Linked DNA regions of Homo sapiens: regions 1, 2 and 3 are each linked to region 4. A link is a contact called in ENCODE Hi-C or POLR2A ChIA-PET data. All regions are on one chromosome and are shown on one strand. The core of a region is the stretch at or near the end of the contact, and the rest is flanking DNA. Distances in the headings are between cores, read along the strand shown.

Evidence for each region. Hi-C counts contacts between places; a loop is a spot of excess contacts on that map. ChIA-PET counts read pairs that join two places held with the same protein, here RNA polymerase II (POLR2A). Pooled maps may share reads with other maps.
Region 1: a loop to region 4 is called in a map with no recorded cell type, with 11 times the contacts of the local background. The contact joins the enhancer-like site here to the promoter of LINC02205 in region 4. A Hi-C loop is called at or near these places in 10 of 37 single-sample maps with no recorded cell type and 2 of 50 pooled maps. POLR2A ChIA-PET finds 5 or more read pairs at or near these places in 2 of 52 experiments (PC-9 and activated B cell).
Region 2: a map of PC-9 shows a loop between it and region 4 (10-fold over the local background). The contact joins the enhancer-like site here to the promoter of LINC02205 in region 4. A Hi-C loop is called at or near these places in 1 of 168 maps with a recorded cell type or tissue (PC-9) and 1 of 50 pooled maps. POLR2A ChIA-PET finds 5 or more read pairs at or near these places in 1 of 52 experiments (PC-9).
Region 3: a loop to region 4 is called in a map of PC-3, with 5 times the contacts of the local background. The contact joins the promoter of PCAT29 here to the promoter of LINC02205 in region 4. A Hi-C loop is called at or near these places in 2 of 168 maps with a recorded cell type or tissue (Caco-2 and PC-3) and 1 of 50 pooled maps.

What each region holds. Positions count from the first base shown.
Region 1 is chr15:69,977,509-69,984,077 of GRCh38, reverse strand. All of the region lies in intron 2 of LOC101929129 (a long non-coding RNA gene), which reads left to right. Among named protein-coding and RNA genes, the nearest start is that of MIR629, 99 kb to the left of the region's middle. RefSeq lists enhancers at 3,764-3,823, 4,654-4,713. Within about 2 kb of position 4,622, at least 3 of the 41 ENCODE cell types and tissues checked have a DNase peak (open chromatin) inside an H3K27ac peak, as active enhancers do.
Region 2 is chr15:71,293,006-71,299,806 of GRCh38, reverse strand. All of the region lies in intron 6 of THSD4 (thrombospondin type 1 domain containing 4), which reads right to left. LOC124903520 (a long non-coding RNA gene) reads left to right here. Exons shown (of 2, transcript XR_007064700.1): 1 at 1-4,648; 2 at 4,888-6,801. Among named protein-coding and RNA genes, the nearest start is that of THSD4-AS1, 110 kb to the right of the region's middle. RefSeq lists a silencer at 4,203-4,497 and an enhancer at 3,747-4,946. Within about 2 kb of position 4,671, at least 17 of the 41 ENCODE cell types and tissues checked have a DNase peak (open chromatin) inside an H3K27ac peak, as active enhancers do; they include PC-9, where a contact is called at or near this core.
Region 3 is chr15:69,588,758-69,595,114 of GRCh38, reverse strand. PCAT29 (prostate cancer associated transcript 29) reads right to left here and starts at 2,915. Exons shown (of 4, transcript NR_126438.1): 1 at 2,802-2,915.
Region 4 is chr15:70,502,335-70,509,116 of GRCh38, reverse strand. LINC02205 (long intergenic non-protein coding RNA 2205) reads left to right here and starts at 3,189. Exons shown (of 2, transcript NR_146562.1): 1 at 3,189-3,208; 2 at 4,992-5,210. RefSeq lists enhancers at 3,251-3,300, 4,591-4,640, 4,681-4,820, 4,921-5,060, 4,574-5,097 and 1 more.

The sequences.
Region 1 (6,569 bases), core at 3,373-5,872, 530 kb after region 4:
GGTTCTTGAACATGCCTGGGGTTGGCTGGCTTTTGGCCGAGCTAGTGTGGCTCCACCTGGGCAGCAGGGTGATGGATTCTGCTCCTCATCCTCAGCAGCCTACCTTGGGCAGCTTCTCATGCCGGTTATAGAGGAAAAAGTCCCTGAGGCTCGCGCTGGAAAATGACTCACTGTCATGTCATTTCTGCAACATTCTATTGGCCTAATCCAGACTTAAGGGTGGGGAAGTAGTCTCCCCCTCTTTAGTGAGAGGAACTGCAAAGTCCTGGGGCAATGGCTGTGGATATGGGGTGGATGTGTGCAAACTGTCTGGGCCATTCAAGCAGTCAACCTACTATACTAAGATCAAGACTTCTTCAAATGCAGCCTGCCATAGCAGAGGAAAAGGTTGCCCTTAAAATCTGGCTTCTTTATTAACTTTTGCCTGTATTGGGGCACTGCTGAAATAGTACAATACACGGTAAAAGCCTGTGGGGACCGTGTAAACTGACAGCTCTAACCTTCACCCTGTCTGCTGATCCTAAGCTCATAAAGGGCATTCCTTGGGATGTTAAAAAAGCTAGATGGTTGACTGGCTTACAAGAAAACCTGCCAGGTCCTCTCTGTTGGGAAGCCTCTCCAGGTTTTTCTTGAAGTCTCTACTCTGTGGAGCCAGACCCTGCCTTTTGTTCCTGGACCTAAACTGGGGGTCCCAGAGCTCTGCTAGGCAAGGGCAGGCAGCTTGTCTGGTCATCACTTTCCTGGTAAGCAACTAGAAGAGCTTGCTTTCCCTCTCCTGTTTACCTCCTTCAATTATCCTTGGGTCACTTTAACCCAAAGGAGTGACTCTAGGGGTAAGCATTTCAGGTTGGGCTTGTGCAGCCGTTCCTGGTCCCCAAACCCCATCTCCTGTCCCACTCTCAACCAAACACTTGGGCAGCTTTTCGTTATTTCAGACTTAGTATTTGTCTTTCCCAAGTGGAGCTGAGTGGTATTTGAAATGGAACCAGTGTCTTGCCTTGACTGCAACGGTGGAGTGGGGATGATATGAGAGTCTCCCTCCTAGGGGTGCTCCAAGGTTTAGAGGAGCTGGTGCTCACTGTAAGCTCTTGAGAAATCCGACTTCTACTGTATTCCTATAGCTGTCAACTGACCTGTCTCCCTGCTTCCTCGCTTTCAAAGGAGGCTGGCTCACATAAATTCGTCTTTTGTCCCTGGTGTTTGGCTCAGGCTGTCCCACCCTGCCTCTGCTCCTCAGAGTTGACTCCAGCCTGACACACCTCTCCAGAGTCTTAGCTGCCTCCAGCCCTCTCCCTCCCATCTGTGGGGTCACCCCAACACCTAGGAGGGGAAGTGCCCTGCTCATTCCCAGAGGGGCTCCTGTGAGCATAGCCCTGAGCAGGCTTTGACCCCTCCATGGAAAGGAAGGGGCTGACTACCTGCTGGGAATTCTATTTCAGGCTCGACCCCAGGGCTGGTCCTCGGAAAGTTTGCTCTCCTTGAAGTCTCTTCCCAATTCAGGGAAGGAAGACTTGGAAGTTATGCTTCTCTCAGACAAGTACATTTGTTAAGAAAGATATGGATGAGGAAAGGGTCATTGTTCTTTGAAAACAGGAATAAGTGAGGCAGGCTCTCAGCAGCCACATCTGTGCCAGACCTAGAGGGGGGAAATGCCACTCTGGAAAATGCAGAGCCCTGCTGGTCTGAGTGCCGTGGCTCTGGGGTAGCGAGGACTCCTCCCTGGCAAGCACCTCCTCCCTGGGGAGCACCTCCTCCCTGGTGAGCACCCCCTCCCTGGTGAGCAACCCCTCCCTGGTTAGCACCTCCTCCCTGGGGAGCACCTCCTCCATGGTGAGCACCCCCTCCCTGGTGAGCACCCTCTCCCTGGTGATCACCTCCTCCCTGGGGAGCACCTCCTCCCTGGAGAGCACCTCCTCCCTTGCAAACACCTCCTTCCCTCCAGGCCAGGTTCCTTCCCCATAAAATGAGAGCTAGCACCAGATCATTGCTTCTTAACCCAAAGAAGACTGCAGACCCCTAAAATGCCTGTGATCTTTACTGGAGACACAGGGTAAAGGAAAAGGAGAGGGTTTCTGGCAGGCCTGGGTTCAGGGAGCAGCCAGGAGCAACCATTTTGGGGCCAGAATGTGAGGGAGGCACAGCAGGGCAAAGGGGCCTGTGGGCAGGTGGGCAGGATGGGCCAGTGGCCCAGACACCTGCAGAGGCCATCCAGTTCTAGATTTTATGACTTTATCTTTCAATCCATTTAATGTTTGCTTTTATTATTATCAATAACACGAATAAGAGCTATGATATATTAAACACTTAATAGGTGCCAAGCAGAATGTTAAGCACATTGTACCCGCTGCCTCATTTTACTATCATGCCTTCTCCATGAAGGCATGATTCATATTTCTATTTTATAGCTGAGTAGATAGGTTAGGTAATTTACCCAGCATCAACCCTGACTAGTAGTCCCAACAAAGCTGGGAATCAAACCCAGGACTTACCTAGGGCCAAAGTATTTTACCTGGTGGGATTTCTATGAGCCAGGCCTGGGCTGGGCAGCCTGGAACACAGAGAAAAGGGAACACTCCCCTACAGCTGTGGAGGCTGAAACTCAAGACCTGTTCTAAATGTCACAATGAGGTAGCAATAGAGGACTATGGGAGTTTCAAGGGCTTGGGGACAATTCAGAGGCTTCCTGGAGGAGAGGGCATTTAAGCTGGGCCCTAAGGGAGAAGAATTTCAAGGGTGGAGGGAAATTCTAGGCAAAGGCACAGCTTTTGTGGAAAGCTAGTAGGTGTGAAGGTTGCAGAGCATGGGCATGGTTTGACCACATGTGGTTTACTCTTTTTTTATTTTTATTTTTTAATAGAGACTGGGTCTCGCCCTGTTGCCCAGGCTGGTCTTGAACTTCATATATGTGGCTCATGGCATATTTTGGTTGGAACATCGTGTGCAGAGGATACCAATGGGAAACAGCCTGGAAAGTTAGACTGAGGCCATAGCGATGGCAGCCTTGAATGCCAGGATAAGGAGCTAGGCAAAAGACAATGGGAAGGGGACAGGAGACTAGAGAATTTACTACTCAATTCTGTGCTGTAGAAGAAGTGAAAAAACAGATACCGACAGCCCTAAACCTCAGGGAGTACAAACACAGCTGAGAAAACTTTAGAGAAAACCTAAACATATCGTGAAGTTGCTTGTGTGTGTGTATGTGTGTGTGTGAATGACTCCATCTGAGAGATTTGAGCAAAGTCCATGAGATGGCTGGGAAGGTAAATGACCAATTCCTTTCTAACTTCAGATTTCCTGTTTGCAAAACCTCACCAACATATCTAGAAAACCTAGAAAACATTAGGCTTCTCAGCCTGCACAGAGCAGCTTACAATGTTTATTCATGAATGAAGAGTTGGGTGCCCTGTTGTTCCTGGGTGGAGGGGAGACAGTTCATCTCCAAATGGCTCAGCCTTGGGCTCCACTGACTACACATTCTCTTTGTTTGTAGTAACAGCCATGCACTCTGTGCATATGCATGGTATCACCTGCAGATGTCCCAGTTCCTGACGTCACCCTGGCTGCAGAGCCAGCCTCAGGCCGAGCTGTGCAACCAGGGCAGAGGGAGGAAGGGGCGCTGCTGACCTGGACAGGGCTGAGTTCCAGTCCGCTTCCGTCACCACACTCCCACTGTTGGCCTTGGACAAGCCCCCATCTCTCTGCAGCAGCCCCTTCATTCCTACCTCCTTGAGGGGCCTAAACTGGATCATCACTTCTGGAAATAGCCATTCTTGTCCCACCTTTGAAGGTGTCATTTCTCAGCACCCCAGACTATTAGTCAGGGAATGTTTTCTTTGAATTGACTCACTTTTAAAATACACCATTTATGTCAACTTACCATTTCTGTACATGATGCACCATTTGCTATAAAGGGACATTGAAGTTAAAACCCATGAAAATAGTAAATGTTCACTCTTGTACCACCTAAAGTCAGGGTACATGCCTGCCATTGCATGAGTGCACACCCCCAGGGGAAACCTGCGTCCTGGAGCCAGGCGGCTTCTCAAGTATGACTGTGCGCCGGAAACACCTGGAGACCTTGCAAAAATGCAAATTCAAATTCAGTAGGTCTGGGTGGGGTCTGAGATTCTCTGTTTCTGACAAGGTCCCAGGAGATGCCGATGCTGCTGGTCCACAGACCCTACTTGGTGTAACAAGGTCACATGGGTTGTCCAGCTCCCTATCGTGGGGGCAGGGCAAGAATGTCAACAGAAACACAGCACCAAGTCCTTCTGAGAACACGGGACGTGAAACACAAAGACCATGTCTAAAGATTCAAGCAAAGGCTTCATATCAGAGGAAAACTCAGAGAGCTATTTCACCTTTTCTCCCAAATATACATTTACTTTATATTTACTTTATGCACTTAGAACTTTCGGCATCTCTGTTTACTGCTTCACATACCTCCCCACCTCTTCCCTAATGCAAAGACCTGAATCTGGAAAGCCACATCTGTTGGGAGCTTCGTCAGAAATCATGCTGGCCATGCTTGCAGGCTGGGTCCAGCTCTTGCTGGGAGGTGGAGGCCAGGGCTCTGCATAATGGCATCTTCGGGGCTTTCCCTTCTCTGACCTCCTGCCATGCTCAGACAGAACGACACGCCATCTGCTGACTCACCGTGGCTTCATGCATTCATGTCCTGTTTTCCCAGGTGGTCACAGCTCTAGGAGGAGACAGTAAGGGGTGACTGGAAGGGGAGGGGAGTGAGATTGCCCCTCTGGGACCCACACACACTGAGGACATGATGGGCTCTTGATAAAATGTCACATGAGCCCAGGACAGTTAGAGAGGTTGGCTTTATAAGTGGTACATTATTTATGATGGCTTGAATGGGTCACCCTTATGCCCATTTTCTGGAGGGAAAAACTGGCTCCAGATAATGCAAAGTCATGCCCCTATGGCGTCAGTTGCAGGGCTCAGAAGTCCTCTCTTCCAACCCAGTTGCTGGCAGGTCATGACCACAGGCCACCCAGCCATTCCTAGCCTCCCTGGTAGAATTCAAGGCTGCCTGTATTGTGCATCTGCTGTGTCCATGGCACTCAGGGAGGATAGTAAAGGCAGGGCCAGAGGGGAATGAGGGGGACTTGCTGGGGAGCATGATGGTCACGTGCTAAGCAGAGGCCTGACCTGAGACCTCAGGGTGGCATTCCTTTGGGTACTACAAGGGCTGGAAAAGGCCTCTCCCCTGCTTCAAGCCCAGCCCAGCAGGTAGGTGGCCGAGCCAGGCCCACATGCTGATCTCTGCTCTCTGACTGGTGCAGTTTCCTTTGTGTTAGATCATCAATTCCTCAGCCTTCTGTGGCTTCTGTGATTTCCAAAGAGCTTGCCCTGATGCTGAAGCCGGCCTGGACTGGGCATCAAGAGGGTTTCAGCCTGATAGCCAATGGCCGGCCGCATGACAGCGAGAAATTGGCTTCTCTCTCTGGGCCGTGGTGATCTTCAAAGTTTCTTACAGCACTAGAATTCTGCTCTTTCTTTGCATTACAAATGGAATACATACTTGTGAACATTTTCAACAATATAGAAATGTAGAAAGTAAATATAAACAAACAAAAAATGAAGTCATCATCTTCTTATTGCTGCTAGAGGAAGCCATTGTGAATAGTTTGATGTGTTTCCTTCCAAATGATTTTTTCTCTACGTATAAACATAAATAAGCATATGTAGGTTTATTGATCATCTTAAAATTTATTTTTTTCACTTAAAATACTTTCCTGTGATCTTCCTGTGCCATCATATATAAATCTACTTTATTATTTTGAAGTAATATATCTTGGACATTTTTGCATCAGTAGATCCTTTTCAATGATAAATAGCATTTTGTATCATGGATATGCATAATTTCTTTGGGCCTTTATATTATTTCCATTTTTTTTGCTATTATAAACAATGCTGAAATAAACATCTTTTTACATGCATTCTTACTCACATGTGAATATGTTTCTTTAACATGAATTCCTGGAAGTAGAACTGCCAGATAAAAGAACACACACATCCAAAATTTTGAAAGATGCTGTCAAAATCACCCTCCCAAAATACCAGTTGTCTTTCCTCTCTACAGCTCGGGGAGCAACATGTTTGCATTCACCTTGATTGAGCCTGGATTAGGTGCATGTAATGTTCCTATTGCATATGAGACAACAGAAGCTTAGAGAGAACAAGGGAGTGTCTCGAGGTGCTACAGAAGTGGGGGCAGAGCTAGAATCAAAGCTCTGTGCCCCATACCCAAGTCTAGATGCTCTGCAGCTCTGACATGATGAGGTATAGTGGAAAGAGCTCTGACTTTGAGGTCCAAATGCTTGAGTTTGAAATCTTGCCATGCAACTTGCCATCTCTGTGACTTTGACCAAGATACTTAATCTCCCCAACCTCAGCTCCTTTCTCCATAAAACAGAGACAACAAACACTGTCAAAAAGGGATGTTGTGAGTGTTAAAGGAGAATTTATGTAAGGTTCTGGCTCCTAGGAGATGCTCTCTAAAATATTCTCTTTTCTGAGGAGTTGGGGACCTGGGAATTCTACTGTACTCT
Region 2 (6,801 bases), core at 3,422-5,921, 790 kb before region 4:
ATTTTATGGGGTACAATATGTGTTATGGCACATGTATACATTGCAAAATGATTAAATCAGGCAAATTAACATACCCATCACCTAAGATACTTATCATTTCTTAGTGATAAGGACAATTGAAGTCTACTCTTTTAGTAATTTTGAAATATATGTTATTAACTGTAGTCATGATGCTGTGCAATAGATCACTAGAACTTATTCCTTCTAACTGAAACTTTGTACCCTTTGACTAACAGCTCCCTCTTCCCCATTATAGCCACCATTCTACTCTCTGCTTCTATGAACTGAACTCTTTAGATTTCACATACAAGTGAGATAATGCAGTATTTGTCTTCTTCTGCCTGGCTTATTTCACTTAGCATAAAGTCCTCTACATTCACGCATGCTGTCACAAAGCACATTGTTTTTCTTTTGCTCAATGCAGCCTGCAAGTTTCAGAGCAGAGGTGAAATACCCAGAACAGAGGAGTGGCTGCCTCCAGTGGTCTTCCTTTCTCCCCTTTCTCCTAGCACAGCTTCTTCTCTAAACAGTGTAAATAGTTGAATATCGAAGCATCCACAATTCTTAACTTGCTGCTATGAAGAAACCAAGAATTTTAAACTAAAACTGCAAATGGCTTAAGTTTTAAAACTTCAAAATATATTAAAACATTTAGATGAGTACCATCAACAGTCATGTTACCTCATTCCCGCCTCTTTTAATGGTCATTCTGCTATGTGGTTATTGTTCCTCCTGTCCAACTCAGTAAGATAAAGGCGACTCAGACTAGAGACTCATGAAATAACAGGGCAGAACCTGAGATCACCAGGCAGGTGCTGAGGGTGTACCAGGGACTCAACAACAAAGGTTCTGCTTCTCCAGCCATTGAGGTGATTGAAATAAAAGGTCAGCACTGGGCTGTGTGCACGGCTCACGCCTGTAATCCTGGCACTTTGGGAGGCCGAGGCCGGTGGATTGCCCAAGCTCAGGAGTTCGAGACCAGCCTGGGCAACAGAGTAAAACCCCGTCTCTACTAAAATACAAAAAATTAGCCGGGTGTGGCGGCGTGTGCCTGTAGTCCCAGCTACTCAGGAGGCTGAGGCAGGAGAATTGCTTGAACCCAGGAGGCAGAGATTGCAGTGAGCCGAGATCGCACCACTGCACTCGAGCCTGAGCAACAGAGCAAGACTCTGCCTCAAAAAAAAAAAAAAAAAAAAAAGTCAGCACATATCCAGGGGTCAGTCTCAGTCTCACAGAAGGAGGGAAATATCTAAGGGGGGGACTAGAAGAGAAGAAATAAAGCCTCATCTGGTGGAAAAAGAATAGAGACACCAGATATGTATAGCTAATTTTACAGTATACATAGCTGATACCCCGGTCTAGTAGCAAAATAACAGTGGGATGGCTGGTTAATAACAGAAGGAGGCCTTTAAAAAGAAGAACAAAGTTGGAAGACTTACATTTCCTGATATAAAATGTGCTACAAAGCTACAGTAATGAAGACAGTGTGGTGTTATTGTAAGGTCAGACATATAGATTAATGAAATAGAATTGAGAGTCCAGAGAAATCCTTGTATCTATGATCAGTTGATTTTGGATAAAGGTACCAAGACCATTCAAAGGGACATAGTCCCTTCAACAAATCATGCTGGGACAACTGAATAGCCCCTCCAAAAAATGAAGTTAGAACCCTACCTTACACCATATACAAAAATTAACTCAAAATGAATCAAAGACCTAAATTTAAGTGCTAAAATTATAAAACTCTTAGAAGAAAACACAAGGGTAAATCTTTACATCCTTAGATTTGGGCAATGAATTCTTAGATACGACACCAAAAATATGAGCAACGAAAGGAAAAAAACAGATAAACCATCAAAATAAAAATTTTTGTGCATCAAAGGACTATCAAGAAAGTGAAAAGACAAATGGCAGAATGGGAAAATGTTTGCAAATTATATATCTGATAAGGTTCCAGTATCCAGAACACACAAAAAAACTCTCAAAACTGAACAACAAAAAGACATACAACCCAATTTAAAAATAGGCAAAAGAGCAGGGTGCAGTCGTGTGCAGCTGTAGTCCCAGCTACTTGAGAGGCTGAGGTGGAAGGATTGCTTAAGTCCAGAAGGTGGAATCCAGCCTGGGCAACATAGTGAGACCACCCTACTGTCTTTAAAAAGGAGGAGGAAAAGGCCGAGCGTGGTAGCTCACGTCTGTAATCCCAGCACTTTGGGAGGCCAAGGCAGGCGGATCACAAGGTCAGGAGTTCAAGACCAGCCTGACCAACATGGTGAAACCCTGTCTCTACTAAGAATACAAAAATTAGCCAGGCATGGGGGCACGTGCCTGTAATCCCAGCTACTCAGGAGGCTGGGGCAGGAGAATCACTTGAACCTGGGAGGCAGAGGTTGCAGTGAGCTGAGATTGCGCCACTGCACTCCAGTCTGGGTTACAGAGCGAGATTCCGTCTCAGAAACAAACAAACAAACAAACAAACAAACAAAAAAAAGAAGAGGAGAGCAAAGGACTTGAATAAATATTTTTCTGCAAATAAGATATATGAATGGCCAATAAGCACACAAAAACATGAAAAGAAGCTCAACATCATTAGCCATTCAAGAAATGCAAATCAGAACCACAATGAATACCACTTCACACCCACTACTAGGATGGATATAATTAAAAAAAAATAAATAACAAGGATGTGAAGGAAATGGGTTAATATTATGCTATGTGAATTTCACCTCATTAAAAACAATAGAAGACATATAAATGGGCAATAAGCTCATGAAAAGATGTATAATAATGGAAGCAGGGATGGGGCAGAAACAGCCAAAAGAAAGAAAAGAGCACTGAGGTCCATTACAGTAGCATTTCACAGGTTATCTCATTTAATCCTTTCAAGAGACTTCATGATGTCGATGTTATTAATCTCATTTTGCAGATGAGAAAACAGAGGCTCGGAGCAATTAAAAATCTAGTTATAGCTAATAAATGGCAGGGTCGGGATGAGGCTTCTCAACAAGTTACCAAAATGACTGCAACCAAGATTATAACTTAAAGGAATACGACGTTTTCAGATGCACTGAAAACTGGACCCTTGATTTTATGGCACTTTTACAATGTGATAACACATAAAAACCTGTGATAAAATTTTATGTCCATGAAGCCAGGGACACAAAGCCTTGGCCAGTGTGGAGGATAATGCAGGACAGGTGCTGCGCAGAGTTATGCACGCTGCTTGGCCAACTCCCTCAGCCCTGCTCTGCGTACTGATTCTCTGATCCAAAGACAAACACCCAGAGAGACTTGGCAGGAAGGTGCGTCTTGCCCGAGAGGCACAGACTAATAGAGACAACAGGCCTTAGGGAGGCTTCAGAGGTCATCCGGTCTTAGTGGGCCGAAACACATATCCACGAACCAGATGTATCTGAATTACCTGGGGAGCTCATAAAATGCAGATTCCTGGGCCCCATGCCAGACCTCAGGTGGGTAGGGCACAGAAATGACAATTTTTAAAAAGCTCTCCAGAGGGTAACCCTTATCTATTGTTGATGGGAATGTAAAATGGTACAGACACTTTGGGAAACAGTTTGGCTATTTCCTGAAAAGTTACACATAAGAGTTACCATTTGACCCAGTAATTCCACTTCTAGGTATATACGCAAGAGAAATGAAAACATACGCCCTCACAAAAATGTGTCCATGAATGTTCTAAGCAGCATCATTCATGACTCATCAACTGGATCAAATATCCATCAACTGATAAGTAGATAAATAACATGTGACATATCATACAATTGCCATATTATTGAGCAATAGAAAGGAATAGGCTATCAATACATGCTACAGTATTAATGAACCTCAAGTATGTTATATTAAGTAACAGAAGCCAGATGCAAGAGACCACACAGTGCATGATTCTATTTATGTGAAACATCCAGAAAAGGTAAATCTACAGGGGCAGAAAGTACATAGCTTACTTGTTGCCTAGGGCAGGGAGTGGGAGTGGATGGGGATATTACTGACATGATAAAAATGTTCTAATACTGATTTATGCTGATAGTTGCACAACTTGGTAAACTTACTAAAACTCATTGATTGTAAAATGTGACTCAATAGAGCTGGCTTTTTTTTTTTAAAGAAAATGTCCCCAGGTGATTCTGACGTTCCAGCAGATTTGAGAACCACTGAATTCCAATATACTTACTGTGCAATGAGGAACCTGAAACCCAGAGAGGGAAATGATTCACCCAGAGTCACAAAGTGAGTTCATACAGAGCCAGATTGCCTCTGATCTGTGTCTCCACAAAAGGAAATGGAACGCTAGGAGATGACCTGATGAAATTAACCAAAGGGGACTGCCAATCTCAATGAGTCAGTCCCCATTAAACCCTTTTCCCCCTTAACTCGCAGGAAGCTGGTTTGTTTTGCCTGACTGAACCAGGAAAGGGGCTCAGGAAGCAGCTGTAGGCCAGTGAAAGGACTACAGGCTTGGAGTCAGAAGGCCTGGGTTCAAACTTGGCCTTGAGAGTTCATCGTGATCCTGGGCCAGTCACTTCACTTCCTAGGGACTCATCTGGTTCATCCATCTGTAAACAAAGCCGATCATATCACCCTCCCAGGATCACTGCAGGACCAGTAAGGAAGATATTGAGTAATCCAGGTAGGAGATGATTTCCTTCCTGCCTAATCTGAAACCACAGATGTCCAGCCCAATCTGTTTATCTTAAGGCTACAACCAGAGCATCCCTTCCAGCCTGCAGGGCACTCACATTCCCTGACGCAAGCGCCACTCACCCACCCCAATCTTGGACCCAGTCCCAGCTTGATCCCAGTTCCCAGGTGCCATAAAACTCTGGAAAGGTGGAAACAAGACTGTATTTTTTTTTTTTTTTTTTACAGCTGTGAGAACTGCAGACTGAGAACAATAAGTATTTTTAAAATAACAACCTTCCGAGTGACCACCGACGCATCAAATACTGGATTGGGCGTGGTGTTATTATAAGACCAAGAGAATGTAAAACATCCTGTAACATATCTTAGTAGAAGATCTTTGCCAAGGGAAAGAAATCTGTCTTCTATCTAAGAGGAATGTTTGGTAATCGTTTGGGCCTTGGATAAACTCAGGCCATACGTCTTGGGCCAGGCATTTACATTATGGACTAATCATAGAGCCCTGCAGTGAATATAGACATTGTGGAGTAAGAGTAGGTTACCGAGATGGTCATGGCAGCTTTGACACTCACAGAGACATGCAGCCTGTGTCCGGATGGGGAACATTCAGGCCAAGACCCTTTCTTAAAAGGAAAAATGTGAACGCTGGTATCCCCTGAACGGACCCCATCTAAGTGGATCCTGAACTCCCAGCCTGTGCCATCAGATAAGAATGTCAACATGGCAGAGGGCGAAGGTAAGAAGGGACCCGTCCAACTCAGCCTGCTTGGGTCACATTTTGTTTGCTTTATCAGGTCCAAGAGAAATCTGACTTCTTTGAGGGACCTGTGGGTGTCATTCACAGGGACTCCTGGTAACTGAGCTAGACAGTGAAAAACAGGCATTCTCTGTAAAAGGGCACTTGGGACTGACAAGAAGACAGAAGAAACAGAAGCTCGCCACTCATGACAGCAGCACAGGCGTAGGCTTGGAGAAAGAAAGATGAACTTGAGAGCCTTTGGTTCAGAGAGGTGTTACAGACTTGCTGAAAATGTAACTCCAAGCAGCAGCAGAAGATAAATGAGAACAGAAGGAGCTAGAAGGGAAATGGACTAAAGCAGGAAAAATACAAAGAAAAGCAAAGGCTAGGAGATCAAACATCTAAAACAATACTAGCAAACACATAGCACATGTACTGCAAGTGCCCTGCCCCAGGATTCACGGTGGTCTCACACCCTTCAGGGACCCCCCAGGCAGCCACTGGGAGGGACTGTTTCATGTGCACCTCCCAGGCCTGAAGCAAAAGCCTAGACTTTCCACTTCCAGTTAAACATGGAAGAGTGACCATCTTACACCTCCTCTCCCTTCCAAAACCCTACTAAATTTCCTACTGTTAGGGAATTTTAAAACGTTTTAACCTATGAGGACAAAGCAAAAAGAGAGGAGATATCCACAAATAAAGATTTCAGCAAACTTGGAGAAAAGTAGAGGAAAGCGTTGTAATTGAGTGTAAGTTGCAAACATTCATATCCACTGTGGAGGAAACTTGAGAACAAAGCCATCTGGACTGACAGACACCCCAGTAGCCCAGCCCTCGGAGGCACAGGAACCATGAAAGATGAGGCTCTGGTTCATGATGGAAAACTGAGCTACTAAGCCCATGTTATGCAGCCAGGCTACTACGTAACCCCCATGCTCCTCCCCAAGCAGGGGAGAGGTTTACTCTTCAGAGAAACTGAGAAGGGGCTGCAGACCCAGGAAACAGGCACCATGGAGAACAGAGCTCAGGGCAAGGGGCACCCAGAACACCAACCACACGTCCACCTCCACAGGCAGGAGATTCAAGGGTTCTTCTCTGGAGAAAACCAACCACCTGAGAGGAAAACCATCTACATAATGACAGTTGTGTGCAGGGTTCCAACAAAAAAAGATAGCTCAAAATCTGTTCTCCTAAAGAAAAGCTCATCAACCAACTACCCCACCTATGCATGCTGAGCTGCACGGCACAGGGCATCTGCAGCACATGCACGTAGAACTTTCGACCTGTCCAATATGGATATACTCTAAAAGCTGACAGCCATCTGGGGAAAGCCCCTGACAAGAAAGGCAGGGTTAACACAAACACAAAAAGAACTTGGAGGTGAGGGGATAGGCAGGGAAAAT
Region 3 (6,357 bases), core at 1,666-4,165, 910 kb after region 4:
GGACAATCAGGAGCGGGTGCTACTGGCATCTAGAGGGCAGAGGCCAGGGCTGCTGCTAAACATCCTACAACGCAGAGGATATTCCCCCACAACAAAGAACCATCCGGCCCCAATTGTTAACAATGCCAAGGTGAGAAACCCTGGCCTATCCCCTCTCAGGAACCCACTCCACCTCCAGACACCCTCCTCCTTCCCATTCATTTCCAAGGGCCCTGTCGAGGCAGCCGGAGCACACAAGTACTCATAGCTACGCAAATAGCAACTCCTTATTTGCTGTGTTTGCTCAGCCAATATTGACTTTGCAGCCTAACACTGGTGCTATTGAGCCGGGGTTATTCTCAATATTGTTTGAGCAGCATTAGAACAGCCTGTGATAACCGGCAGCAGAACAGGAAGCTGCGCCTCCCTCCTCAGTCTCCCCTGCCCCCCGCCGCACCCCCTCCGTGGGACGCTCCTGTAAAGACAGAGGAACCTGTGTGCTCATGGAGTCAAGCGGACCTAATGCCCGCTCCTCCGCTGAGCAAACACACCGAGGTTAGAGAGGGAGCGTGCTCTCTGGCTAAGTCAACACTCCAGGGAAGTTGGAGCAATTGAAAAAGGTTACTTGGGGAGGCTGTCCTTTGGGGTGGGGCCAGTGAAAAATGATGGTGAGGCAGTTCCAGGCTATCAGCCAAACCCTGCGGTTGGGCTCTGCAGGGAAAGGCTTGCAGGGACTGGAGCTCAGGGGCTCCAGGTGCCCAAGCAGACAGATGGTGACTCCATCCATCAGTCAAATACCCAGTAGGTGGGGGTCTAGTAGGGGCCAGTCGCTTACTGATTGGGACCAGAAGCTTAGAGTAGGAGGACCCTGTGGATAAGCTAATGCAGCCACCACGTGTTCATGAGGAAGACCGAGAAAACTAGCCTCTGCCTTGGAGCTTGTCTCACCAGCGCTGGCTGTGAGTTCACAACTGAGCACAACCCGCTCTGCAGGAAAGCACTCTCCCCGCCCACTGGGCTGAGGTCCCTTTAACAGATGCCAACATTGACTCTGCCACCATGAGAGTGGGCCCTAAAGCGTAGCCCAGGAGAGGGACTGCAGTGACCTCCATTCACATCCGGTGTGAGGATGGGTGGCAGGGTCTGAGTGTCTTCTCGGAGGGACAGAAGGAACGGGGAGAGAAACGAGTGGCCAGGCCTACACAAGCCCCTTGGGCAAGCAATAGAAGAGGAAGTCGCATCTCTTGCATCCCAGAGCTCACAGTCCAGAGGGAGAACCTGGAGGCACAGAAATGAAACCGTGCAACCAGCGTGGAATCAAGGCTCCCGTGTGAGTCTAAGGGGAGTCATGAGCACAGTCGTGTGCAACCTGCCCAACCACACCCCGCAGTTCTGCAGTGAGACCAGACAAGCCATGGAATATTCTGAGACGAGAAATCCACATGGAGTAATTGGGGTGGCTTTTCCTTGCCCACAAGTACAGCAAATGTAGGCTTAGCAGTACATTTGGATCTGGGCCCATGCCGTGTCTCCAGGTCAATATGAAACAAGTTGCCAGGATCATCAAGGGGGCATTCTAAAAATTAGCTCTAGCCAGCCCTAGTGGCCTGGGAGTACCAAAATGGTCATTTGCTAAAATTGGCCATTAACATTTTCTACTAACTGCTCTCTCCAAAGACTTGGAAAACGAGGGGGAAACTCCTTGGAAATCAAGTGTTATGTAGACCCTTATGGCAGCCTGGACTCCAACCTTCAGAAGCTATTCATTTTTAAAAATACATGGTGGGCATTTTCTACATGTGGTTGAGTATTTTATCCAACAGCCAAGTCATTCCAGTTTTCCCCACAGCAGACATGTTAGCCAATGTGCTGCCTGCTCAGTCAGTGCCTCCTTTTCTGACCACCCACAGGAACTGTCCCTGCCACCATGTTTATCCACATTCACGTACCTCTCCCTGGCTGCAGCTGTTGGAACAGCAATGGACTCCTGACTGAGGGGAGGCACCCCATTGGCTAGCCATTGACCAATCAGATTCTGTCTCCTGGGTCTCTGGACTTAGATTCTTGGTATTGGGCCCATAACCTGAGAGATCATGTCCAAGTTTAAGTGAACAAGTTAAAACCTAGAAAAGGCAGAACAGCCGGGTGTGGTGGCTCATGCCTGCAGTCCCAGCACTTTGGGAGGCCCAAACGGGTGGATCACCTGAGGTCGGGAGTTCGAGACCAGCCTTACCAGCATGGAGAAACTCCGTCTCTACCAAAAATACAAAATTAGCCGGGCATGGTAGTGCATGCCTGTAATCCCAGCTACTCCGGAGGCTGAGGCAGGAGAATCGCTTGGAACCCACGAGACAGAGGTTGCGCTGAGCCAAGATTGTGCCATTGCACTCCAGCCTGGGCAACAAGAGCAAAACTCTGTCAAAAAAAAAAAAAAAAAAAAAAAAAAAGAAAGAAAGAGAGAGAGAAGGAAGGAAAGAAAGAAGGAGAAAAAGAAAAGGCAAAACAGAGAAAGCCAGTCTGCAGAGAAAAGAATGAAACAAAGCTACTGAGATAAGCTGAGATGAAAAAAAAAAAAAAAAAAACACCCAGAGAAACACAGGCAAGAAGCTAGGAAAGTCTCTGAGCCTCTCACGGGTCTGGTTGTCATCCCTGCCCTTGAAGTCGGTGAGATTCCTCATAGCCTTCCAACGAAATCATTGTTATTACTGAGAGTTAAATTTATAATACTTCTATTTCTTGCAACCAAACAATTATTGACCAAGACCCCTATTAAGACATCACCTATGTGCTGCACTGTACTTGTTCAATACTGAGGATCTCACCTCTTCTTCTTCTTCTTGCCCACCTTTAGGTCTAACTGGACCTCCTTTCTCTCCTGGTATTCCTCTGTCTTCATTTCTTTAGTGCTTCCTTTCAGGGTCTCAGGTAATAATAACCAGCAGTGTGCCCCAGTGATTAGCAGATGAGTGAGCTGTGTAACCTAGACACCATGTTCCACTTAATGGTTTGTTTGCTCAGCCTACTTCAAAGGAGGCTGTTAGCCTATAAGTCAATAATTAGTCATTCAACAAATACCCATCAAGCTATGGCCCAACCCCAGCAAAGATATGTTGAAAAAAAAAAAAAACTTTTGAAGAGCAAATATAAGCCTTTATATATGGTTGACTTAGCCGTTTCTATTTTCCTTTCACAACAGAGAGGCAATGTTGATGTGCTACCAGTCCTAATGCAGCTAGAAGTTATCTGTTACACCAATGACCCCATCAAAAAGAGAACTGTTAACACAGGCCCAGTTTTTACTTTGCTTGTAGTGGTGGGGTATTAGCTAATTGTTGCCCATTAAGAGAAACAAATAATCCCCAGTGAGTCCCAAAAAGAAGTGGAAGTGGAGCTGAATCACCTGTAAGATCAGGGCTTCTCTTAGCTGCTCACAGCTGCCTGACCCAGTCACAGAAGAAGATGTAGAGGGGATTCATTCCATCTTACTTTTATTGGGTTTTCTTTTACTATGTGAAATGAATCTCAAGAAAACATCTCTCATCCCCCCAAACTCTATCATTGTTCTACTCCTCAATTTTAGTATTACTACTGTAATGATAAGATTATAGCTACTACATAATAAGATTAAACATTTAAAACCATCTAACAAATCACCCATAAGCTTACCCCCATCATTCAATCAACAGTCTTCTCTCTTGTCTCTTTTTTTTTTTCTTTTGGCACATTACCTCCCAAAGGTAGAATTTTCACAGACATGACCCTAGCATGCATGTCAGGTTGCAATTTGCTGTTTGATCCTGCCTGCCATTTTTTCATGTGTAAGCAATATTTTCTAGGCTCATGTTTCCCACTTATGACCTTCAACCCCTTCTAAAGCTCTACCCAATTATGACTCAAGGAATTCCCATTTTTCCCTCCTCTATTCTCCAGCTCTCCTTTGGAGTGCCACTTGCAGAGCTGCCTGGGAGGTGCCTCACTGCTGTCCTACAGGGCCCACTGACAAACCAGGCAGTCGCGTTTCCCCAGGCATGGCCACCCCTGCAGCCACCCCTGTGGCACGCTGCCACTTCTGTGTGAGTGTTCCGCCCATGCCCATCACCCATCACACACTCCGCTGGGTACCACACACTGCCTCCCCAGGTACTGATGTTTCCTCAGAGTGCTCTTGGCCTTTGCAGGGACCACAGCTCTCATTTACCTCCTTGAACACCCAGCACCTAACACAGAACATAATACATAGCAGATGCTAAAAAATATTGGATGAAAAAATGAGTGAATAAATAAACTAATGCTTTGTGGATGGACAAAGGAGCCATAAGGTCCCCTGGCCTCCTCTTTCTGCACATGCTTCTCCTTCTCCCACAGCGCTCTGCCACCCTTGCCAACGTATATGCTTTGAGGACTCATTCCCTAAACATCCACCTCAGGGCCTACAAGCTGCACACACAAGAAGGGCCAGGCTGCAGGGACTGGGAGTTGGTTCAGTTTATGTTGTCTTGAATCAGAGAAAGGAGCATCCCAGGACTTTTCCCACCGTCAGCTGTTCCCTCCCACTCTTTCCTGTCTGAGCTCTGGCTCTCCTCCCCATCTCGCCATGAATTCTTCCCATCACATCGGGGCATCTCCCTTCTCTTGCTCACTTAAAATAAGTAGTGAGCACCTGCTGTGTCTCAGATGCAGACACATCAGAGGAATCACTGTCCTCAAGGAGCTCACAGTCTGGCAGGTCACTGAGATGAAAATAAGTGCAGTAATATGATCTTACGGAGGAGAAGGCCGAGAAGCCTCGCCACAGAGCATAAATGGTATCTCCAGCTGTGCACGAGTAGTTTACGTGCCATGTGGGCTGAGGTCCCTCAGTGGCCTGCAGTGGGGTCTGATGTTCTAGTTTCAAGGTGTCCCTTTGGGTTAAGCATTGCCCTCTTCTTGCTACTGCTTTCAAAGGTGAATCCCCAACTTCACATCCCTCAGACTCTAGGATATGAAGCTTTCCACCCTCTCTAGAAGGGTTAGGGTTGCACTAGAGCATAAGCTTGCTGGCAGCTGGGGAAGGAGTATTATTGTGAGGAAAACACAGGAAGACAGCTTGGAGGCTCCAATGACCCACTTCCCCATGGTGAAGGTCAGCTTTTAAGAGGGTGAACCAGAGGCAATGGCTGACAAACCCAGGTCGTCTTACGACTTTGTGCCCTGAAAGATCTCAGAAGCCTCATTCCTGAACCATCAGCAGAACTTCGAACCTGTAAGGGAAGCTAGAGCTCTCTATGTTTGGACCTGCTCAGTTTTACAGCTAGGGAAACTGAGCCCAAAGAAAAAGAAAAAATGAGTGGGTCTCTCCCTTAAGATTCCCTTAATTGTGCATTGATTCCTGTTTTGCAAAATGACACTGGAACATGTATACCTCCCTTGATCAAATAATTCCACTTTGAGAATCTATCTAAGAAAATAATCCTAAGTACAGAAAAAGCTTTGGGCACAAAGAGAGGTTCATGATAGCATCGTTCAAACAAAAAGTACAAAATGAAGAGGGAACAGGCCAAGTAATTCTCCTCGATGGGAAACAAGTTGCAGTCTCTCCACTAAAAATTATCACTCAGTCCAACTTTTTAATAAGTGGGAAAATTCTAGTATGATATTAGAGTGGGGGTTGATGCAAGTTTTTATGTGGGCCTATGTGAAAAAAGCAACTGCATAGAACTGAGAGTGAAAAGAAAAAAGTTGGTTTTCCTGTGTGTTCTACTTGTTCTTTGTGTATTTTTAAGCAGCTATTATAGGTAGTGAGGTTATAAAAGAATATCCTGAAAGAGACTTTCATATTGGAAAAAATTAAAATTCTGTTTTTTAAATTTTATTTTTATTTTATTTTATTTTTTGTGTATGATAGGGTCTCTCTCTCTGTTGCCCAGATTGGAGGGCAGTGGCACAATCACAGCTCACGATAGCTTCCAACTCCTGGGTTCAAACAATCCTGCCACCTCAGCCTCCCAAGTAGCTGGGACTATAGGCACATGCCACCATGCCCAGCTGATTTTTTTTTAATAAGAGACAAGGTCTCACTATGTTGCCTAGGCTGGTCTCAAACTCCCGGCCTCAAGTGATCCTCCCACCTCGGCTTCCCAAAGTGTTGGGATTATAGGCATGAGCCACCACACTCCATCAAAAATTTGATTTTTAAATGATGATATCGAGGAGCCAACTTACCAGGAAAGGAAAGGTAGTTGCTAGCAGCTGGGGCAGCCTGTCACAATTAGTATGAAGGCCACTATCAGAGCCACTTTTTCCTCAAATGATCCCTTAGGACTTCTGCTAGACCACCAAGTATTCACTGGGATATAATCACCCCAAAAGATTTACTAAGCATTTACTGGCACTAACAGT
Region 4 (6,782 bases), core at 1,940-4,439:
TCCTTATCCTTTACAACTGGGATCAAAGATCTCTTCCAGGAAGCAGCCCCCTCTACTGTCCCCACTGGAAATGGTCCCTTCCTCTTCTTTTCCTGAACCCATTGTTTGGGCTTCTCTGTAGGATGAGTTATCTACTTTCTTTTTATCACAACAGTTTACAACCTGTGCACATGTTCCTCAGGGCACTGGAAGAAGAGAGGGGTGGGTATTGGAACCTCTGGCTTGGATGTGAGAAATCTGAGACTCAAGAATGTTAGATGACTAATGAGTGGCGGAGCAGACTCAGACACCCAGGCCTCCTGACTCCCACGCCATTTGGACAGGAGCCAGAATGCATCTCTGGGAATGGTTCCCCCAAAGTTGTGCAGTGCGCAGCCTATGAGGCTGTATTTGGCGGTCGCACCTCTGTGCCTGGTACAGTGCCCTAAATAAGGCAGATGCTCAGTAAGTGTGGGTGGATTCAGTGGAACCACAGTGCAGAGGCAGCTCTCTTTTCTCTTCTTCCTTCCCTGTTTCCTTCTCAAATCTGTTTTTTTCTCCCCTCTTTAACTCCCTGCATTTTCCACTGAATTTTTCATTGGGAAGAAGCACATTTAGAGATGTGAAGCACACACTTTGCTGGGCTTCAGCTTTGATGAATCTTTGATGCTGACACTGGGGAGGCAGATGCTGCAGCAGATTGGGGGTGGGGAGGGAGGGGTTGGGGAGGGGCCTCTAAGGGCATGATTTCCCCCTCCCCTGCCCCTTCCAGAGGGAGCTCAAAGCTGCCACTTGCCTTGCCCAACTGTGCTCTACAGCATGAATTGTGTGTGAGTGCTGGGGCATGAGGTGGGTGAGAGAGTGCATGCTGGAAGTGGGAGGGGCCAGATGAGGGGGAGGGCAGTTGCAAGTCACCAGTACCTCTGACATCACCCACATTAACCTTAGCTCCCTCCACTTCCCCTCACTTCTCCATGAATGTGGAGGTCATATCAATTTCTAGCTGTGTGACGTGGTGAGGCACTTAATCTTTTTGAGTCTTAGTTCCTCAATAGTCCATTGGAGATGCTAATACCTTCCTCCTAAGGCCACTGTGAGTAAACAAGACACCCTATTTGCTGTGCCTGACTCATACTACATGGTAAATATTTATTTATTCATTCCATTCACTTGTCCCTCTGTTGAAATTCACTTTTAAGAGCCTGGTGAGGCAAGGTTTGTTCAACATGAGTGGTTATCTGTGAGGCCCTGGGTGAGCCCTGCCTTGGAGAGCTGTTACTCATCTTTTCCTTTTCTTTTCTTTTCTTCTTTTTTTTTTTTTTTTTTTTTTTGAGACAGGGTCTCATCTTGACACCTAGGCTGGAGTGCAGTGGCACAATCACAGCTCACTGCAACCTCAACCTCCTAGGCTCAGTAGACCCTCCCACCTCAGCCTCCTGAGTTGCTGGGACTACAGGTGCGTGCCACCACACCCTGCTAATTTTTTGTGTGTGCCTGTATTTTTTGTAGAGGTGGGGTTTCTCCTTGTTGCCCAGGCTGGTCTTGAACTCCTGGGCTCAAGTGATTCACCCACCTTGGCCTCCCAAAGTGTTGGGATTGCAGGCATGAGCTACGGCGCCCAGCCTGATACTCATCTTTGCACAGTCTACACAACAGTAGTGGATAATGGACAGATGGAGACCCATCCTGGCATGGAGGTTCTGAGCTTCAGTTCTCACCTGACCTGGTGGTTGGACATGTGGCTCCAGTAACCCCTTCTGGGGGAGAGACTCTGCTTGAGTCACACTGGGTGCCCCTCAGTGCCGAGCACAGGTATCTGGCCCAGAGCACTGCTGGGCAACAGACCAAGGAGGATGGTGCTGGAGGACATTTGGGTGTGGTGAGAGGCTATCCCTTCCCCCTGATTTGCCGCTCTATACCGCCTCTGTCAGGGTTGTAGGACCCTTACCAGGCAGGGAGAGATGGTGATTGTTTTGTGGTCATTCCCCTGTAATTTGCTTCATATCATCTTTGCATGATTTGTAACTGCCCATCAGGTTCATCTTGCCTGCTGTCTAGACAGAGCCAATTTATCAAGATAGGGGAGTTGCAATAGAGAAAGAGTTCAATTCATGTAGAGCCGGCTGTACGGGAGACTGGAGTTTTATTATTACTTAAATCAGTCTCCCTGAGAATTCAGGGATCGGTGTTTTTAAGAATAATTTAGTGGGTAGGAGGACAGTGAGTCAGGAGTGCTGATTGGTTGGCTTGGGGATGAAATCATAAGGAGTCAAAGCTGTCCTCTTATGCTGAGGCGGTTCCTGGGTGGGGGCCACAGAAGTGGTTGGCAGGTCCAGCTGGGGCCATCAGGTTGCCAGACATGCAAAAAACTGAAAAGTTATCTCAAAAGGCCAATGTTAGGTTCTACAACAGTGATGTTATCTTCAAGAGTAATTGGAGAAGTTGTAAATCTTATGACCTCCAGAACAATAGCTGATAATAATTAGAATTCAAGCCCCTCTTATCCTAACTTGGTGGCCTTTTATTTGTTTTACAAGAACACGTTAGCTTTTGGGAAGAGCTGTTATTTAAACTATAAATGTCTCCCAGAGTTAGCTTGGCCCAAGCCCAAGAATGAGCAAAGAGAGCCAACTTGTGAGGCTTGAGACAAGATGGAGTCAGCCCTGTCAGGTTTCTCTCACTGTCATAATTTCCTTAGTTATGATTTTTGCAAAGGCGGTTTCAGATTTGCCTTTTACTAAAACACACAGGCTTGCACTTCATCTTGAGTGAGTGTGTGTGCATCTCTGGCTGGTCCTCCAGAGCTGGGTCCAGCAGGCCAATCCCTGTGCCCCTCTGGAGTTTCTCCAAGGCCACCCTGGGCATTTCCAGTAGGATATTGTTGCTCCACATCAGGGCTCCTGCCAGCAGCGTAGCTGTGCTCCACACAGAAGTCCCTCAGCTGGTGACCACAGAATAATGAATGCCAATCTGGATGTTAGTTTGCACACATTTGCATACCCCAGGGGTCTGCCTGGCCTGTGAGGTCTTTCTGACTCTGAGCAGCTATGATGCTGTGATTAACCTCACAAATGCATAATGGATCTTGAGGTCCTTTCCCGGCAGAGATGTTGGGGAACTAATGCAACCCCCTGCCTTTTCTCTTAAGCTGCCTTCAGGGCTGATATCATGGGTTGGTCAACTGCCTGAGATTTCTTCCTCTATCTGGGGTTAGCAAGACACCTAAAAGGTAATCCTCCCCACCTCTCCCCACCCGCATAGTGCTATTAGTCAGCTACACCTGAGTGTGAATTACTTTAGTCAGATTTCTTTCCCATTAATATCCTCAAGGGAAGGGGATTTAATAGAAGTAGAGTGAGTGCCTAAATTACTCACGGAGCCCTGGGCAGGTTCTGCCTTTCAGCATGACTCATCTTTGTGTGGTCTGCACAAACAGCCAAGTATAAAGGATAAGAAGGGAGCTGCCCCTGGCACCAGAAGCCCTTGTCTGGGCAGATGGAAGTGTTATGGGGAGGGAAGGCCCCAGAAGAATTGGGGAGAGGGGTATCCCTCATGGACTTTGCTCTCACATGGGGTGTAGTTGGCCATTCAATCACCTCTGGTCTGCTGCCCACTGCCTGTCTTGCTGTCTGGATGTCTAAGACAACCCTAAGACGCCTGGATGTCAGAGCCTGTGGTGCAAACATTTGGCTGCCAGCAAGGGTCACTGTTCTGGTTTTCAAGGCCAAATCAGAGTGGGTTTTTCTGGGGTTTGGGAGCAGCAGGAGCTAGAAGGTAAAGGGCTGACACCTTGTTAGGGGTGGGTGGTGTTCACTCCCACCAGGAATTCTTTTGCAGCCAAATAACAGAGAAGCTTCAGGCTTGAATTTGGCCCACAAATCTGAGCCCTCATAATGGAGATGTGGGAGTCCCTAAGCCCCCGTGTTGGGGTGCCGTGGGGGTGCCCGTCAGACGCCCCCGTGCCGCAGGTGGGCAGATGGACCCAGCGGGCCGCTCCCCTCTGCAGTCTCAGCTCCTCCTCATGGGCACCTGTGGGGCACCACATGCAGCTGAAATGTCGGGGCCTGGGACTGCCTCGCCGGGGGGCGCTGGGTAGCTCATGCCCCCTTGTCTGTGCAGTGAGAGGTTCCCTGAGGAACATTCTGGAGCTGGCATCTTAGCTCCGCCACTCGTCACCAGGCAGTACCCCGAGGTTCAGGTGCTGGCATCGGGGGAGGAGCTTCTGCAGGTCACACCGGACGTTGGGCTCTGTTGAGCCCAGAGCCTCTCAGGAGCTGGCCGAGTGTGCAGCTGGTGGAGGAAGCTCAGTGCTTCCTGTCCCCAGGCGCTCCCTTGATGACTGCCAGGAACCTTGAGGTTAGAGGGTGCTGATCTGGCTTTCAGGAGATTCCCCCACCCCCACATTGACACAGCTCTGGGAAGAAGCAGCACTTCAGCTGCCCTCAGTGACACTGGGATTACAAAGAAGAAAGGCCCCAGGACACAGCGTGTCATTCATGGGAACAAGACGGGGTGGAGAGGGGAGGCCACCTCAAAGACACATTCCTCCCTGGTCCTGATGTCCTCCCTCTACATGCAGAGCTTCACTGATTCCACCTGGAGCTCACAGTCACTTTGGGGAGGGGTGTTGCTGGCATAAGGCTCCTCTCCTGTCTCACAGATGGGAACACTGAGGCTCATGGTGACTTGCCCAAGACCACAGAGCTGAGATTCAGCAGAGCCAGGCCTTGTGGCTGTGAGTAAGGCACAGCTGGCCTGGGGCCATAAGTAGACCCAGGGGAATTTAGGGGAACTCTTACAAGTTTTGGGAACCACGTGGCCACTTCAGGGTCAGCCCCTATCCCAGCTGTCTTGGAGGCAGTGTTCCCTGCTGGGGTTCAAGGCTTTAGGGGATGGGCTTTTGGTGCTGAGGGAAGAAACCCTGAGAGCTGCAGGCTGGGCCCAGCTGTGAGGTTTCAGAAATAGAAGTGTTTTCAAAGGTTGACAAAGACAACTCCATCCTCTGTTTACAGCAGAAGCAACTGAGGCCCAGAGGAGCAAAGGCCCCCAAGCAAGGTCTCCAGCAGGCTGGGAGCACGGTGGAAATGGAGCCCGCTCCCCTGTCTTCCACTGCCTGTTTAAGAGAAGAGCAGCCGCGAGGCCCTGGGCTGGTCTCGGGGGTGAGCTCTGCTGTGGATACCCGCCATGGCTTGTCTTCCCCGCCCACAGATAAATGCAACCTTTCTCTTCTACGCTCTCCCTGGGCGGCTGCGTTTGTACCCCTCTCTCTATTCTCTGCCCTCCCACTTCACTGCCTGCTTCAACATTTGTTCCTTCATGCATTCATTCATTCAGCTGTTTATGGGTGTCTCCTTGTGCCAGGCTCTGTGCTGGGCAGAGACTGGGTCTCTGCACACTCTAGAAAAGGGACAGAAGCTTCACCTGGTTAACCCCCCCTATGTAGAATGACAGGCTGTGATTTGTGGTGTGAAGAAAAGGGACAGGGTGCGAGGAAAGGGTGTGACCAAGTCCTGGCCCCAGGCCAGGGAGCCAGGGGACTCTTGTAGGAAGCTTCTTGCAGGAAGCGACATTATTCTAACCCCTTCCTTCACACCATCAGCTCCCCTGAGACAGGAGCCTCAGCATCCAGCACTCTGCTGTCTGCAGAGAGCACAGAAGGTGCACAGTGAGCGCTCTGCCCAGCTTGGGGGGCGGTTTGGGGAGTGGAAATGGCTTACTTTCTGGCCTGTGATGGTCTTGCTGCATGAAACATGGGGCGACTTCGGTTCTTTAACCTCCTTGGGCCTCAGTTTCTACATTTGAATACTGAGGATGTAAAGGCCCACTCTGAAAGTGGTGACAAATGGAAGGCCCCTTCTCTCCTTCCATGTGACACTGTGAGAATCAGTGTCTCAAGTTTTCTTGCCTATTACTTTTGACTAGTTTCTTTTTCACCTTGTGATGTAAATATGTAAATGAATGTCAGAAAGACTGACATGAGTATGGCTGATATGCAGTGGTTGTTATTGTTGGCAAGGGTGCTCGCTTTGGAATCAGAAGACCGGGGTTCAAGTGCTGCTTCTACCCAAGTAGCTGTGTGGACCTGGACAAGTTGTTCTCTGGACCTTATTTTCCTCATCTGTTAAATGGACCTACCTATCTCTCAGATGCTAGAAGTGGCAGGTGCCAGTGCCTGTCATTATTGAGCATTGAGACCTCTCTAGAAGGTTCTTCTGCCCAGAAAAAAATGCTAAGTGGAGGAGGCAGTAGGTGGAGGGACTGGTGTGGGCACAGGTGGGATGGCGGTCTGACCAGCCCGCCATGGGAACCTGGCCGGGCAGCCCAGCCCTGGCCATTAGCCGTCAGTGAGATCTGTGGCTCTTACACTGTGAGCTTCAGTTGAAACAAACAAGCATGGCGTGGATGGAGGGGGTGGCAGCAGGGAGGGAGGGCCCAGCTGGTTGCCAGATGCAGCATGGCTACTGCAGGAGGGGACCCAGGGGGTCTCATTACCGGCTCGGCCTCCACTGCTCCAGATCTGGGAAGCACCGTCCTTCCTGCGGGGCCATCAGACATTCAGGGCAGAAGATGGTGGAGCTGCTGGGAGAGAGAGAGCAGCCCCTTTTGGCGTACAGGTTGGCCAGCCCCTCGTGAGGTTGGTGTGGGCGCTGGTGCATGGGGACCCTGGAAGCCCCCTCCACTTCAATCCCTTTTCTTTTCTAGACACCCTCTTTCTTGCTTACCGGGTTTTCTTCTTTTTCCTTTCTCCATGCACTTCCATCAGGACTTGCTCTTCCCATATCAGTGGCCCGCTCTTCCCATAA